Linked DNA regions of Homo sapiens: region 2 is linked to region 1. Evidence: read pairs that join two places in POLR2A ChIA-PET (ENCODE). Cell type or tissue: PC-9. All regions are shown on one strand.

Region 1 (8,000 bases):
GAGAAGCACGATATCCCCAATTGTGCACTGCTGAAGGGCATTGTGAGCAAAGTACGTTTTTTGCTTATTATAATACTTTAATAAATGGGGATCCAGAACAAGCCTGATCACTCTCACTTTAGCAGTCTTTTGCATTTTTGTCCCAGTCACCTTCCCCATAATCCATTTGGCATGGACGGATAAACGAACTATGGACATTATGTGGCTATGGTCACCTCCGCCACTGCTTTGCAGCCATCTGACCTGTGGAGTGCCGGTCGCAGAATGATCCCCATTTTATTCTTGATGACATTCCTTGTTATGAAACCTGCTTTATCTGATAGAAATATAACTACCCCAACTTTCTTGTGTTCAGTGTTTTTTTGTTTTTTTGTTTGTTTGTTTTTTGTTTTTTTAGTATATCTGTGGCTATCTTTTTACTTTATTTTTAAGTTTTTTGTAGAGATGGGGTCTCACTATGTTGCCCAGGCTGGTCTCAAACTCCTGGGCTCAAGCAATCCTCCCGCCTCAGGCTCTCAAAGTGCTGGGATTACAGGTGTGAGCCACCATACCTTTGACTTTTAATATGTCTATGTCTTTATATTAAAAGTGGATTTCTTATAAACAGTGTGTAATTGGAGCTTATTTTCTTATCCACTATGACAATCTCTGTCTTTTAATTGGTGCATTTAGACCATTCACATTTAAAGTGACTTTGATATAGTCAGACTAATATCTACCATCTTTATAACTATTTTCTTTCGTATATTTATTTATTTAAATTGATACATATTAGATGTACATACTTTTGGGATACATGTGATAATTTGATGCATTTACATAATCGGATCAGGGTAATTAGAATATCCATCATCTTAAACATAAATCTTTTCTTTTAACTAGGAACATTTGAATTATTCTCCTCTAGCTATTTTGTTTTGTTTTGTTTTGCTTTTTTGAGACAGAGTCTTGCTCTGTCATCCAAGCTGGAGTGCAGTGGCACGATCTCAGCTCACTGCAACCTCTGCCTCCTGGGTTCAAGCAATTCTCCTGTCTCAGCCTCCCGAGTAGCTGGGACTACAGGCGCATGCCACCACGCCCAGCTAATTTTTGTATTTTTAGTAGAGATGGGGTTTCACCATATTGGTCAGGCTGGTCTTGAACTCCTGACCTCAGATGATCCACCTGCCTCGGCCTCCCAAAGTGCTGGGATTACAGGCGTGAGCCACCGCGCCCGGCCTCTTCTAGGTATTTTGGAATGTACAATTGATTCACGTTAACTTTAATCACTCTACTGATGATTGAAAACCAGGTCTTATTTCTTCTAAGTGTGTATTTGTGTCCATTTTTATAACTGTTTTCTATTTATTGCTCTTGTTCTTTGTTTTTTCCCTATTGTCTTTTTCTGCCTTCCCTGGTTTAAATTGAGCTTTTCATATGATTCCATTTTATCTCCTCTCCTAATGTATCAGTTGCAATGGTTGCCCTATACTTTATAATATACATTTTAATTAATTAATTTATTTTTGAGACCGGGTCTCACTTTGCCACCCAGGCTGGAGTGCAGTGGCTCAATCTCGGCTCACTGCAGCCTCGACCTTCTGGACTCAAGTGATCCTCCTACCTCAGCCCTGCAAGTAGCCGGGACTACAGATGCGTGCCATGCTGCCTGGCTAATTTTTGTATTTTTTTGTAGAGACAAGTTTTCACCATGTTGCCCAGGCTGGTCTCAAACCCCTGAGCTCAAGCTATCCTCCTGCCTCAGCTTCCCAAAGTGTCAGGATTACAGACATGAGCCACCACGCCCAGCCTATAACGTACATTTTTAACTAATGTAAGTCAACCTTCAACTAACACTATACTGCTTCATGAGTAGTGCAGGCATCTTATAACAGAGTATTTCTAATTTTTACTCCCCATGTCTCTGACCTCCAAAATGCTCTGGTGGCAGCTGTAGCGTATAGTTCAATGGGACTCCTGCTACGCCCCTGGCAAGAGTGTGCTCACCTCTTACACTGTAGAGCCCCAGGTTGTGGAGACTGAAAGCACAATGTCTTGCTACTAGTAGGTTATTGAGAATGATGGTTCTCCTGCTTTCACTCCTTGGTTCCTGCACCCATGTATTTTTCCTCTTGGCGAGATGGTGCCATATAGAGGTCTCTAATTTAGTGCTTACACTGCATCCTGGAGGATGCTACCACATCTTTGCAGAGTGTTGCTTCTGAGCTGGTGCTTCAGCTGCTCCTTGCCATTCCATCACTCTGTCAGGCCAGCTACTTATGAATGGTGTGGAATGTTGCATGCCTAGGGGATCCTATGGTCATAGGCACGCTCCCAAACTTCCTTTGCTATGAAATAAATTCCCTGTTTGGATGCTGTGCTGTGTTGGATTCCATGGTGTGGATCAGGCACTCCTTAAGCCCCTGGATGGTGGTGCTGGATGAGGTTCTGTGGGCAGGAAAGGCAAAACCATATTCAGAAAGAATGTCCATCCTGTGAGAATGAATTGCTGGCCCTTCCAGGATGGAAGAGGCCCCGTCATCCCCATTGCTAGTTATGAGCCCAGCTCTGTGATTGCCCCTCCTATCATCCACTCTGGCCTGCAGAGGAGAGCCACATTGAATTTACTGGTGATATGCTGGCATCCCTCTCTCCAGCACATTCCTTATGGACTGGGTGAACTGGATGTTCCCTGAGTCCTTCTGTACAAGAGAATCCTCCAGTGGGTCTTCTGGCCTCACATGACATACGCACTCCAGCGTGTCCACCTCCCTGAGCCTTCTCATTCCTTTCTTCACTATCTGCCAGGGCAATGTAGGCATTTCTACTGCACTTAGTGTCAGACAACATGTTTTTCATGCTTCTAGGATCTATCCTAGCATTGTGTTTGTGCTGTCTTCCAGGGCCCTTCCCCGGGTGTATACCAGGAGAGTACTCCTATATTGGTAAACTATCTTCTATCCAAATTTGTGTTCTGTCTCCTTGCTTATTACCTGGAATTCCTTGTTAGAGAAACTTTTTGGGTCTCTAGACATCAATTTCCAGTAGTCTCTAAATGTCTGTCCTTCGTGTAGAGTCATCTAAGTCTTAGGTCCTTTTGGGAGAAGGACTCAAACTATGGTTTATAATTGCCATGGTGATGTGTAGGGTTCTTCTTCCAGGGGACCTAGCCACCTCTTCAGTCAATGAGTCCTAAGTCTGATAACTCAGATCCAGGAACTAGGCAGGAGATCATGGCTTTTTATAGGAGTGTTGACCTTCAACCTCCTCCTCATCTATTGCCACTTAAAAATTATGTAATTAAACGATATTCTTGTTGGCAATCCACCTATTTTGCCTCTAGGGACAACATGCACTATTAATCCTCTTAACTCCTGGAGTGTCTTTGGCTGCTCCTCTGATTGCTAATCACTGTGGTCTAAGTGCAGCCTTCTGACTTCGGGCAGTTAAACACAGTCACTCGGCCCTTATAACTTTGGCTTCCATTAACAAGCCCAGCTCTGTGATTGCCTCTCCTGTAGTCCACCTTGGCCTGCAGAGGAGCAACACCATGGAACATCTTGGTGATGCTGGCACCCCTTTCACCAGGGCATTCCACATGGCGTTGGTAAATCGTGCATCTCCTGAGCCCTCCTGTGCAACATAATTCTCTGGCTGGTCTTCGGGCCTCAGGTTATATAACCACTCCAGCATATTCACCTTCCTGCGCTACTTAGTTCCTTTCATTACCATCTGTCCTGGCAATTTAGGCATTTCACCCTCACTCAATGTGAGTTATCACTTTCCCCAGGGTTCTAGGGGCCACCCTGACTGCCAGTTTACACCAACTCCTAGGGTCCTTGCCACAGTGCTAAGTCCTGTATTCCTGGACAGTGCCCCCAAATCAATAAACTCTCCCTTACCTAGTCTTATGTTCTGGCCCCATTGCTCAAACACTCTAAATCCAGTCCGTGGGACCTCTCTGACTCCTAGTATATGTTGGCTAGATCTTACAACTCCTTTGGGGTATAGATCTTTTCCTTTCTTACCAGGCCCAGCGCATCCCTGGCAGGCTTACACCCTGACTTAACCCTACTTACTGGTCTTATAGCCAGGAGAAAAGGTGGAGGCAGATCTTGGTGCCTTATAAGGGAAAGGCCTTTGTGCTGTCTTCCCACAAAGGATGGGGTGGATGCCAGCCCTTAATAGGGAGAGATGAGTTACTGCTGCAGGCTCTAAAGGTTCAGAGCAGTCTGAGGAGTCAAAATCTTTGGGAGCACCCACTTAGACATTCCCATGCTGTTTGCCACGATCCTGGGTTTGCCTAACTGGAGTGCTGACTTGAGTATCGTGGACCTGGCTTGGATGAGTATACAGTCACCTTTGAAGCTTGGTCATTCTGAGTTTGATCTCTAGGTTTTTCTGCTGTCTCACTGAACGAGATAAGAACATCTTTATGAGCTACCAAAGAGGTCCTCTGGCCTTCATGCTTAGTTTTCAATAGTTAACTGCCCTCAGCCACTTAATTGTCCCTTCATATGGTGTCTGTGCACCTTAATGACAGCCAGCCAAGTCCACAGTCCTTCTATGCAAAGTTATTCATCTCTACTCTTCATTGCACCTGCCAGAGCATTTTCTTTTTACCAGAACACTCTCCCAAGTTACTACCAGTGACAGTTTTAGCAGTTGGGCCACCATCTTGTACCAGGGACTATCCATGGTCCACATACTACTTGGGAAGAAGTCCTCATTTCATTTCATTAAGTGATCCAGTGCCAAAACCCCAATCATCTCCTGCTTTCTCAGACCAATCCTGGTACCAATTGTGTCAGTTCAGGTCCTCTGGGAAGCAGATACTGAGACAGAATTAGCAGTGTAAGAAGTTTATTGGGGTCTGCTTGTGAATTACAAAAGGGGAGGAAGCAAGATTGGGCAGGAAATGCCTCAGACCATGACACAGACTTGACACTTGCGGATAGAAAGGGGAAAGGCAGTATAGTTGGGAAGGGAGAGTCTCAGATGACAATGCAGATCTGACAATGCCAAATCTCTGAGTCAGGATGCCCCAGGACTCAGTCCTTGGCCCTTCTCCCTTCTCTAGCCCCACTTACTCCCTTGCTAATAATCCTTTCCAGTTCCAGGGCTATAAATACCACCTATACTGATGACTCCCAAATTTCTATCTCCAGCCCACGCCTTTCTCCTGAGCTCTAAGCTTATATATTGTTTCCCACTTGAAGATTTACTGATTCCCAACTTAACATGTCTAAAACTGAACTTTTGCTTCCTACCCTGACCCATTTCATTCTTCCTAGATTCTTCCACACCTCAGTCAATAGCTCCCACTATTCACTCAGTTTCCCAGTTAGTCATCTTTGACTTTTTTTCTCTCTCTTATTTCCCAAGCATATCAAGTTCTAATAGCCCTTCTGTTCTTTACCCATGCCAACATATTTCTACATCAAGACCCTTGCACATGCAGTTTCTTCTGCCTGAAATGAGCTTCCCTGTCTTCACATAGAGATCCTTCTCTTCCTTCAACTTTCCAGTTTAAATATTGTCTCTCCAGAGAGGACGTCTATGAATACTCTCTTATACTCTCTCCTAGCACCCTGTCTTTTCTTTTCTTTTCTTTTCTTTTCTTTCTTTCTTTCTTTCATTCTTTTTTTTTGAGATGGAGTTTCACTCTTGTCACCTAGGCTGGAGTGCAATGGCACTTTCTCGGTGCACTGCAACCTCCACCTCCCAGGTTCAAGTGATTCTCCTGCCTCAGCCTCCAGAGTAGCTGGGACCACAGGTGTGCACCACCACGCCCGGCTAATTTTTGTGTTTTTAGTAGAGACAAGATTTTACCATGTTGGCTAGCCTGGTCTTAAACTCCTGATCTCAGGTGATCCGCCCGCTTCGGCCTCCCAAACTGCTGGGATTACAGGTGTAAGCCACTGCACCCGGCCACACCCTGTATTTTCTTAATATCACTTAACAAGTTTGTGGCTATGTATTTATCTTTTTTTTGTTAATGTCTGTCTCCTTCATTAGCATGTAAGCTCCACCAGGGTAGGGGATTGTCTGTTTTGTTCCCTACTGTGCCATGTAGTGTGTTCAATGAATATTTGTTGAATGAATAAATGAATTAAATATATTTCCAACAATTTATTGTCTTCTGTCATTGAATTGAACCATTTTAAAAATTGTGTATTAGAGAAGTAAAGAAGTGCCCTTAAGGACATCTAGTCCAGTATTATGCTGGACAATGTCAATGCTTCATTAACTAATGCTGCATTCATTACCTAAGGCTGTTATAACATAGTGGCACAAACTGAGCACAGAAATGTATTGTCTCACAGATCTAGGGAACAGAAGTCTGAAATCAAGGGGTCAGCAAGGTTGGTTTCTTATGAAGGCTGAGAGAGAGAATCTTTTCTATGCCTCTTTCATTGCTTCTGGGGGTTTGCAGCCAATCTTTGGCATTCCTTGGCTTGTAGATGCATTGCTTCAATCTCTGCCTTCATCTTTCTTCACGTGGCTTTCTCCCCATGTCTCGGTCTCTGTCCGAACATTCCATTAAAAAAAAATTTATGGCCAGGTGCGGTGGCTCACGCCTGTAACCCCAGCACTTTGGGAGGCCAAGGCGGGTGGATCACCTGAGGTCAGGAGTTTGAGACCAGCCTGACCAATATGGTGAAACCCCATCTCTACTAAAAATACAAAAATTAGCTGGGCGTGGTGGCGTGTGTCTGTAGTCCCAGCTACTTGGGAGGCTGAGGCAGAAGAATCGCTTGAACCTGGGAGGCGGAGGTTGCAGTGAGCCGATATCATACCACTGCACTCCAGCCTGGGCAACAGAGCAAGACTCCATCTCAAAAAAAAAATTATTTTAAGTTCCGGTATACACGTGCAGGACGGACAGGTTTGTTACATAGGTAAATGTGTGCCATAGTGGTTTGCTGCACAGATCAACCCATTAGCTAGATATTAAGCCCCCCATGCATTAGCTATTTATCCTGATGCTCTCCCTCCCCCCAAGAAGATTCTGTATCCAGGGCCCTTGAGCCACTGCTCCGCCCACTCCCACACTGTGGAGTGTACTTTCGTTTTCAATGAATCTCTGCTTTCCTTGCTTCATTCTTTCCTTGCTTTATTTGTGTGTTTTGTCCAATTCTTTGTTCAAAATGCCAAGAACCTGGACACCCTCCACCCGTGACAGAACAGAATAGAGAACCCAGAAATAAAACTGCATACCTACAGCCATCTGATCTTTGACAAACCTGACAAAAACAAGCAATGAGGAAAGAATTCCCTATTCAATAAATACTGCTGGAATAACTGGCTAGCAATATGCAGAAGATTGAAACTAAACCGCTTCCTTATACCATATCATACAAAAATTAACTCAAGATGAACCAAAGACTTAAATGTAAAACCCAAAACTATAAAATCCCTGGAAGACAACCTAGGCAATACCACTCAGGACATAGGCACAGGGAAAGATTTCATGACAAAGACACCAAAAGCAATTGCAACACAAGCAAAAATTGACAAAGGAGAGCTAATTAAATGAAAGAACTTCTGCACAGCAAAAGAAACTATCAACAGAGTAAACAGACAACCTACAGAACGGGAGAACATTTTTGCAAACTATGCATCTGACAAAGGTCTAATATCCAGCATCTATAAGGAACTTAAACAAATTTACAAGAAAAAACTAAACGACCCTATTAAAAAGTGGGTAAAGGACATGAACAGACATTTTTCAAAAGAAGACATACGTATGAACAACAAGCATATGAAGAAAAGCTCAATATCACTGATCATTAGAGAAATGCAAACCAAAACCACAATGAGGTACCATCTCAAGCCAGTCTGTATGGCTATGATAAAAAGGAAAAAAAAAAAAGCAGACACTGGCAAGGTTGCAGAGAAAAGGGAACACTTGTACACTATTGGTGGGAGTGTAAATTAGTTCACCCATTGCAGAAAGCAGTATGGTGATTCCTGAAAGAGCTAAAAGTAGAACTACCATTCAACCCAGCAATCTCATT
Region 2 (8,000 bases), 260 kb after region 1:
AAAAATTTTTGTAGAGATGAGGTTTTGCCATATTGCCCAGCCTCAACTCAAAACTCCTGGGCTCAAGTGATCCTCCTGCCTTTGCCTCCCAAAGTGCTGGGATTACAGGCTTGAGCCACTGTACCCGGCCTGAAATTTTCATGTAGTCAGATGTTTCAGTCTTTTCTTTATGGCTCTGTGTGTTTATCAAAACAATTTTGTCTCCCTGGGCACACCCGTGAATAGTAATAGGCATCCAGAGTTAATGGGCCCCAACCCACAAAACAATAGATCAGGTTTTTTGCATTTGTCTTTTTTTGGTAACAGCTTTATTGAGCTATAATTCACATACTATACAAGTCACCTATTTAAAGTATACAATTCAATGGTTTTAAATACAGTCACAGATTTGTGCAACCATCACCACGATCAATTTTAGAACATTTTCATCATCTCAAAAAGAAACCTTATCTGGGCACAGTGGCTCATGCCTGTAATCCCAGGACTTTGGGACGCCAAGGCAGGAGAATTGCTTGAGCTCAGGAGTTCTAGTTCAACATAGCAAGACCCTGTCCGTACTAAAAATTCAAAAATTAGTTGGGTGTTGTGGCATGCGCCTGTAGTCCCAACTACTTGGGAGACTGAGGTGAGAGTTTTGCCTGAGCCTGGGAGGTTGAGGCTGCAGTAAGCTGCGATCACACCACTGCACTCCAGCCTGAGTAACAGAGCAAGATCCTGTAAAAAAACAAAAAACAAAAAACAAGCAAACAAAAAAACAAAACAAAAAAGAAATCTTGTACACTTTACCAACGCCCCCCCCACCAAAACAAAACAAAACAAAAAACATCCTCCCAGCCCTGAGCAAGACATTCTCTGTGTCTACGTATTTGCCTATTCTGGACATTTTATGTAAATGGAATCATTTGGAATCATTGTCTTTTTTAAAGGAAGGATAATTCTCTGTAATGGCAATTCCATTTGTATATTTTTTCTAGGCTATTTTAAGAATATAACTGAAGGATAAGGGGTAGGGTGAAAGGATTGCATTACGCCCTGAATATCAAATGATGATATTTTGCTTTTTTGCTTTGTATTTTATTTTAGTCATCCTACAATGGCTGAATCACTAAGTGAAATTTCTGACAGTCTGGATGTTCTGGAGGCCGGTGATGAGGGTAAGTAACCCAATAAAACTTTGATAACCAGAATTAGATTTGTTTACTGTGTTTATTTAGCTCCTAGGACAAAGAAGCAAGGCACAAGAAAACAAGTTCAGATCATTAGACTCAGTCACGTTTACTTTTCAGTTTTCTAATTTCTTCTTTGGCACCTCCAACTCTGATAGTCAAAGATTTGCCTGAGGTCCTGCAATCTTCTTTGAAAATGGTTACCAGGTTTTACTTACTAAGGCTTTTTCTGCTTCATCAGAAAAAACCAATCAGAACAGACCATGATCTGACAAATTCAGCTGAGGTTTTGCTGTAGATAGTAATTCAGATCTAAGAAAGAGATTAATTTGTTGAGGAGTAAAAGGAGGTAGAAACAAAAGATGCCTCCACAGGCTTCTGTTAAATAGGATTAAATTTACAAAAATTCTCTTTGGCAAAACTTACTCGTGTATCCATTGCCTAAATTGTGGCACAATCTATGAGTGATAGGTGATCATGCATGGAATAATTAGAAAGGGAGGCAAATGTCACTAAACAATGATAAGCTTTACACACACACACACAATAAAAAGGAAATCATAAGATGCAATGTGAGACATTGAGTGTAAAGACAGAATTGAATTGAACAGTTCTTTGGGTTGTTCTTCCATTCTTTTGCTGAGTTTTCTTTAGTGGTGTATGGTACAGAAAACTTTGTCTGGAAGAACAGAGGGAAACCTCCTTGTGGCTTCCTGGGGGCCTGGCTTCACACATGATGTGGGGCAGGGGATGCTGAGAGCCTGATCACAGATTCTTAATGGCAGTGCTTGGGTCTTCTTCATCTCTGTGTTATCACTGTTTAGTATTGTGTCTCAGAGAGAGAGAGAGACAGAGAGAAAAAGAGAGAAAGAGATTAGGCACTCCAAAATATTTAATGAATGAATGAATGAATAAATGAGTGAAAGGCCTTCTCACCAAAGCAAACCCAACTACCAAACCAATTGACTTTTTGGATATGAACTAAACAGATGCCTATAAAAGAAGGTGGCAGCACAGGATATCTTGATGAAGAGTGGTAGCAACGAAATGCCTTTTCTCTGTTCTCAAGTTTGTTTTTTGTAAGACCAAATATTTGAGTACAGTTTTAGAAGTTTTAGAACTAGTCAGGGCTGGCCAGAGAATAAGGTGGCTGTTGGGAGGTTAAAGGGAAGAAAGTTTAGTTAGAAATGTTTTCTTTCCAGCTGGGCGTGGTGGCTCACGCCTGTAATCTCAGCACTTTGGGAGGCCGAGGTGGCTGGATCACTTGAGGTCAGGAGTTCAAGACCAGCCTGGTCAACACGGTGAAACCCTGTCTCTACTAAAAATATTTTTAAAAATTAGCCAGGTGTGGTTGCAGGCGTCTGTAGTTCCAGCTACTCGGGAGGCTGAGGCAAAAGAATCACTTGAAACTGGGAGGTGGAAGTTGCAGCAAGCTGAGATCGCGCCACTGTACTCCAGCCTGGGCTACAGAGCAAGACTCCATCTCAAAAAAAAAAAAAAAAAAAAAATGCCGGGCGCGCTGGCTCACGCCTGTAATCCCAGCACGTTGGGAGGCCTAGGCGGGCAGATCACGAGGTCAGGAGACCATCCTGTCTAACACGGTGAAACCCTGTCTCTATTAAAAATACAAAAAATTAGCTGGGCGTGGTGGCGGATGCCTGTAGTCCCAGCTTCTTGGGAGGCTGAGGCAGAAGAATGGCGTGAACCCGGGAGGTGGAGGTTGCAGTGAGCCGAGATTGCATCACTGCACTCTAGCCTGGGTGACAGTGCGAGACTCCGTCTCAAAAAAAAAAAATAATAAATAAAAACTAAAAAAATAAATTTCTTTCCAAGCAGCAATGCAAAAGAACAAAGTCATCATTATGCGATGTATTTTAAAAGCTCATTCATTTCAATTCAGATGGGCTGCCTGTATGCATTGTGGATAAGCAAATATACAACTTAGAGGCAACCATTTCTCATTAGATTTAGCTGTGTTTTCTTCCCTGGAGAAAAAACAGCCTTCAATGAGCTGTTTTCTGGCATGTGACACACTGCAGACCATGACTGGATGAGTATGTTGAAAGTTACTTGCTGCTTGGGAATGCATAGTCTTTGGGCTGAGACAGGGAAATCAGTGGCTTTGTTATAGAAGTCCAGACAGCTGTCAGCTCTCAGCTGTCAGCTCACTGACTGCAACTGCTGTACCCTGTGATGGCATAAGTTATCCAGTGTATAGGTGACCCATATAAACATTGCTGGGTACAAATGTGAGTTTTTACCCATACCTGCTGTCTAGATCTCTCTACTCTTTGTGCTTTTCCTAGATTTTGAAAAACAGCCTGTGGAGGGCTTAGCTGCTGGTGATTGAAAGGTGCCCCCACCACACTTTAAAAAAGAAAGCTTCAAAGGCCAAATTTATAGACTTGAATATATGGCAACCATCTCAGATTCCATTAGGGTTTCAAAAGCAACATAGCACATGGACAGTACCCAGCTTTGTATCTCACTCCCAGGGCTGAGACCAGGGCTCGTCTTCATTCATGGGATAGTGGGGGTGGGGGGTGTTGGATACAGTTAGGGATAGGGCGGTCTCCTAATGGAAAGCAGGCTGAAGACATAGACCCTTGCTACTGACATTGTATGTCTGGCAATGGGTTGTCACAAAGGCCGTATCCAGCTTTCAAGCCACTGACCTAGAGCAACAGCAGCCAACCTACCATATTTGGCAGTTACCATCTCTCCGTGTCTCCCCAGCTCCCTGCTAACAAAGCTATACCACCACCACACTCAGAGCCACACTACAGGATGGAATGGAAACATTCTTTTTCTTCTAGGGTCCATGGTTAAAAGAGACACCCATTGCTTTAGCTATTTTTGAATCTTTGCGGGAAAATAAGTTGTTTCTGCCCAGAAAAGAATGGAAAATTGGGGGGAAATTGGACTATATGCATACTTAACTTTCAGCACCTGTTACAGTTCCAAAGTCACTAGTCATTTTGTTAATTTAGGAACATAAAAATGTGTTAATGTACAATTTTTCTGCTCATACAATGATTGTTTGTTGAATTCATTATTACAGCCTAAATAGTTTATTAGACATGTTTTTATCCAGTTAGTCAGTGTTTATAGATTGTGTCACAAATGGCTATTAGCTGCTGACTCTCTTCTCCCTGTCTTTGCTGGATTATTAGAAGCAGGTTTGCAACTCAGGAATTGCTAGGGAATCCTAGCTTTGCTTTCCTCTCTTCCACTATGGGATTTTGAAGCAAGAGGGGCAACAATTGCTGTGTTTCTAAATCTTCTGAGCATAAAGTTGTTCCCCTTTCAGAAGGCCAGAATGAGATCCACCTGTCAAGAATCAATAAATCGTCTGGGCACAGTAGCTCATACCTGTAATCCTGGCACCTTGGGAGGCAGAGGTAGAAGGATCTCACTTCCTTGCCCAGGGGAGAGTACAGTGGCATTGTCATAGCTCACTGCAGCTTCAACCTCCTGGGCTCAAGCAATCCCCCTGTTTCAGCCTCCTGAGTAGCTGGGAGTGCAGGCACTAACCACCACCCCCAGCTAATTTTTCTTTTCTTTTCTTTCTTTCTTTTTTTTTTTTTTTTTTTTGAGATGGAGTCTCACTCTGTCACCCAGGCTGGAGTGTAATGGCTGGATCTGGGCTCACTGCAAGCTCTGCCTCCCGGGTTCGTGCCATTCTCCTGCCTCAGCCTCCCGAGTAGCTGGGACTACAGGCACCTGCCACCGCGCCCAGCTAATTTTTTGTATTTTTAGTAGAGACGGGGTTTCACCGTGTTAGCCAGAATGGTCTCCACCTCCTGACCTCGTGATCCGCCCGCCTCGGCCTCCCAAAGTGCTGGGATTACAGGCGTGAGCCACCGCGCCCGGCCTTTTTTATTTTCAATACAGATGAGGTCTGGCTATGTTGATCAGGCTGGTCTCGAACTCCTGAGCTCAAGCAATCCTCCTGCCTTGGCTTCCCAAAGTGCTGGGATTACAGGTGTGAGCCACCATGCCCAGCCTTAAATATTTTATTATTGTAGAAATTATTTTTTTCTGAAAACACTTTTAAAAGGGATCTTGCAGAAAATATACGTTTCCTATTTCATTTTCATTTTTTATTCTTTCTCTCTTTAGGTAGAATTGCCAAGTTTTCCCAACCATGCCCCTATATAGGCAAATTCTAGTAGATAAGAAATTGCCCAAGTCATCCAAAACAGAAATTACTTAAGCAGCAATTATCAAGCAAACAGTTCTATAATCTTTCGTTGCTCTACTCCATGCTGGCTTCTGCCTCCAATTATGCATATTGTACAGTTCACTATTCAGTTATAGATATGGGGCTGCTTCTAATGAGATAGAATTGAATCCAGCCCTGATAAACAAGTAATTACTGAGTCCCTAACACTAGCTCACATTTATTGAACACTTACTACATGCCAGATCATATGCTAAGCTCTTTACCTATGTCATCTATAATTTGCATCAACTCCTTATAAGGGCCAGTGTTTAAATTATCGTATGCTGAAGGATGACTCTGTTCAGTGGTCTCAAGTCAAAGGAAGTGACAAGCTGTGTTGGTATTCTGCGCTCCCCAGTGGACACAGCTGTTACTGCATGCCTTGCACTGTGCTAGTTGCTAAGGGGGATGCTAAGGAGGGCTTGCCTACAGCCTTGATGTAGGGGCGGTAGCTAAGACATAGGGAGCTATAACTTCTTTCTTTCTCACGGATACCCAGAACATGGTAAGTACTTGACCTTAATAAATATTTGTTGAATAGATGAATGAACGAATGAATGAGTGAGGAGGCTAAGAACATTCAGATGCAAAACTTTTGATGCTAACAGCCAAGTTTTAGGTGTTCAGAAGATAGAGAGAAGCATGAGTTTCACTGATTGGTGGGAAACTGGACTTAAGGCAGGCCTTGAAGTTTAGGAACCTTTACCCTGGCAGGCTCAGGAGTAATCGGTGCACAAATAAGTCATAGCATTTCAAAGCTAAAGGAACTCTAGTTCAGCATTTCTCAAAGTGTTTTTTGCCAGACATTCCGCTTACATACATTGGGAGATAATATTGTTGCCTGGTTTCTTGGAACTTCACCATATACATAACCATTTTGAAGTTTCAGAAAAGTTTTGTTGAAAAGCAGGCTACTGAACTTTGTCTAATCCAGAATTTTCCAGATTGACTGGACTACGGATCCCTTTCTCATACAACAAATCTTATGAGCATCCCTCTGAACACACTTTGGGAGATGCTGATCAGGTGCAATTCTTTAATTTTCCTGCTGAGTCCCAGAGAGGTTGAGTGACCTACTCCAGGTCACAGAGCTAATTGATAGTGAATTCAAGCCTAGGATTCCAGAATTTTCTGACTCTTGGATGGTGCTTTCCATTACACCATTAAGCCTTTCATGATGGCTGCTGCATTGGCAACTCCCTTGTCTGGACCCTTCATTGCCAGCACAGAATTGCTGTGCTGATGAGACCTTCTGGAGACCAGACAGTTGAGACTTGGAATGAGACAACTTAGTTGGCACTTGTTGCATGTGAAATCAATAAGAGCTAATTCCTTCCCTTTGAAGAATGCAGCACGAGCCCTCTCCCCCTTCTCCCCTTTAGTTTCTTAATAAGCACAATAAAGACATATGTGCTTATTAAGAAACTAAAGAGGCCCGGCGTGGTGGCTCATGCCTGTAATTGTAGCACTTTGGGAGGCCAAGGCGGGTGGATCACTTGAGCCCAAGAGTTCGCGTTTGAGACTAGAACTCAACTCTAGTTCTAGAACTCAACTCTAGTTTCTAGAGCGTCGTCTCTACAAAAAATCCAAAAATTAGCCACGTGTGGTGGTGCGTGCTTATAGTCCCAGCTACTGGGGTGGGACTGAGGTGCAAGGTGCAAGGTGCGAGGATGGCTTGAGCCCAGGAGGTGGAAGTTGCAGTGGGCCGTGATCATGCCATCACACTCCAGCCTGGGTGATAGAGTGAGGCTCTGTCTCAAAAAAAAAAAAAAAAAGTAAAGCCCAAACAGACAGCACCTTAAGGGCATTTAAAACTCACACTCCTCACTGCTGCCCTGGTAATTATTATAGATAGAGCAAACTCTCATTTATCTGCATGTGCAAAGGGCAGCAGCCCTGTAGATAATCCAAACCAATTGGCAAGACTTGAAGAACACACACAATGATCATCATCACACACACACACACACACACACTCCTTGAAAAACTCTTTGGTATCTGATTTTGACATGCCTTTTACACAGGCAGCTTCTTTGCCTGGGCAGCCCTTTCTTCTTTCTGATTCCCGGCCATCTCCCTTGCTCATAAATTCCTTCCTCAAGGAAGTGTTCCTGGACTGCACTAACCAACCGCACTCACTCTTTGGGTCTGCATCCTTTGAGCACGCAGGCTAGGAAGTATCAACTGCCACTTAGACTTGGATTTCTAAGGGTTCTGAAGTGTTTTTCACATGTGGGAGCTTGGCTCTCCTATTGGATTGCAATGACTCCAGCCACTGGGGTAGAGTCAGGGGAGTACTAAGTGCTTTCATTGCCTCAATCATTGCTTCACATGAATGAACTTCTTAGGACAAAGAAAGAGGTGTATATGTTAATAGCTGAAATTGAGAGGCAAGTGAATTCCTAGTGAGTTTGGCCTGAATAGCAGCTGCCCAGAGATGACAAGCTGTGGCCTGGGCTTCTGCTTTTACCAGTAACTCAGACACTTTGTTACTGAGTTATTAAGGGGACGACTAATCAAATGAATGTTGAAGGGTGCTGTCAGCATTGGGGTTGAGTCCAAGCTCTGCAGGACACCTGGGTGGGATCATGGTCCTCTTTCCTCTCATG

Evidence for each region. ChIA-PET counts read pairs that join two places held together with the same protein. Peaks named below come from ENCODE experiments on the same cell type or tissue, not always from the same donor. Only the 100,000 strongest peaks of a DNase experiment are listed, where the experiment ranks them.
Region 2: POLR2A ChIA-PET joins it to region 1 with 8 read pairs; 2 of 35 experiments call an interaction of 5 or more read pairs at or near these places.

What each region holds. Positions count from the first base shown.
Region 1 is chrX:119,371,910-119,379,909 of GRCh38, reverse strand. It overlaps the pseudogene MRPS17P9. Among named protein-coding and RNA genes, the nearest start is that of SLC25A43, 23 kb to the left of the region's middle. In PC-9, no CTCF peak of the experiment used is centred here; no DNase peak of the experiment used is centred here; H3K27ac peaks cover 1,217 bases.
Region 2 is chrX:119,116,736-119,124,735 of GRCh38, reverse strand. It overlaps KIAA1210, which reads left to right. Exons shown (of 12, transcript NM_001394962.1): 2 at 1,084-1,154. The coding sequence starts at 1,094. Among named protein-coding and RNA genes, the nearest start is that of KIAA1210, 7.1 kb to the left of the region's middle. In PC-9, CTCF peaks have their summits at 5,536 and 5,742; a DNase peak (open chromatin) is centred at 5,745; H3K27me3 peaks cover 1,134 bases.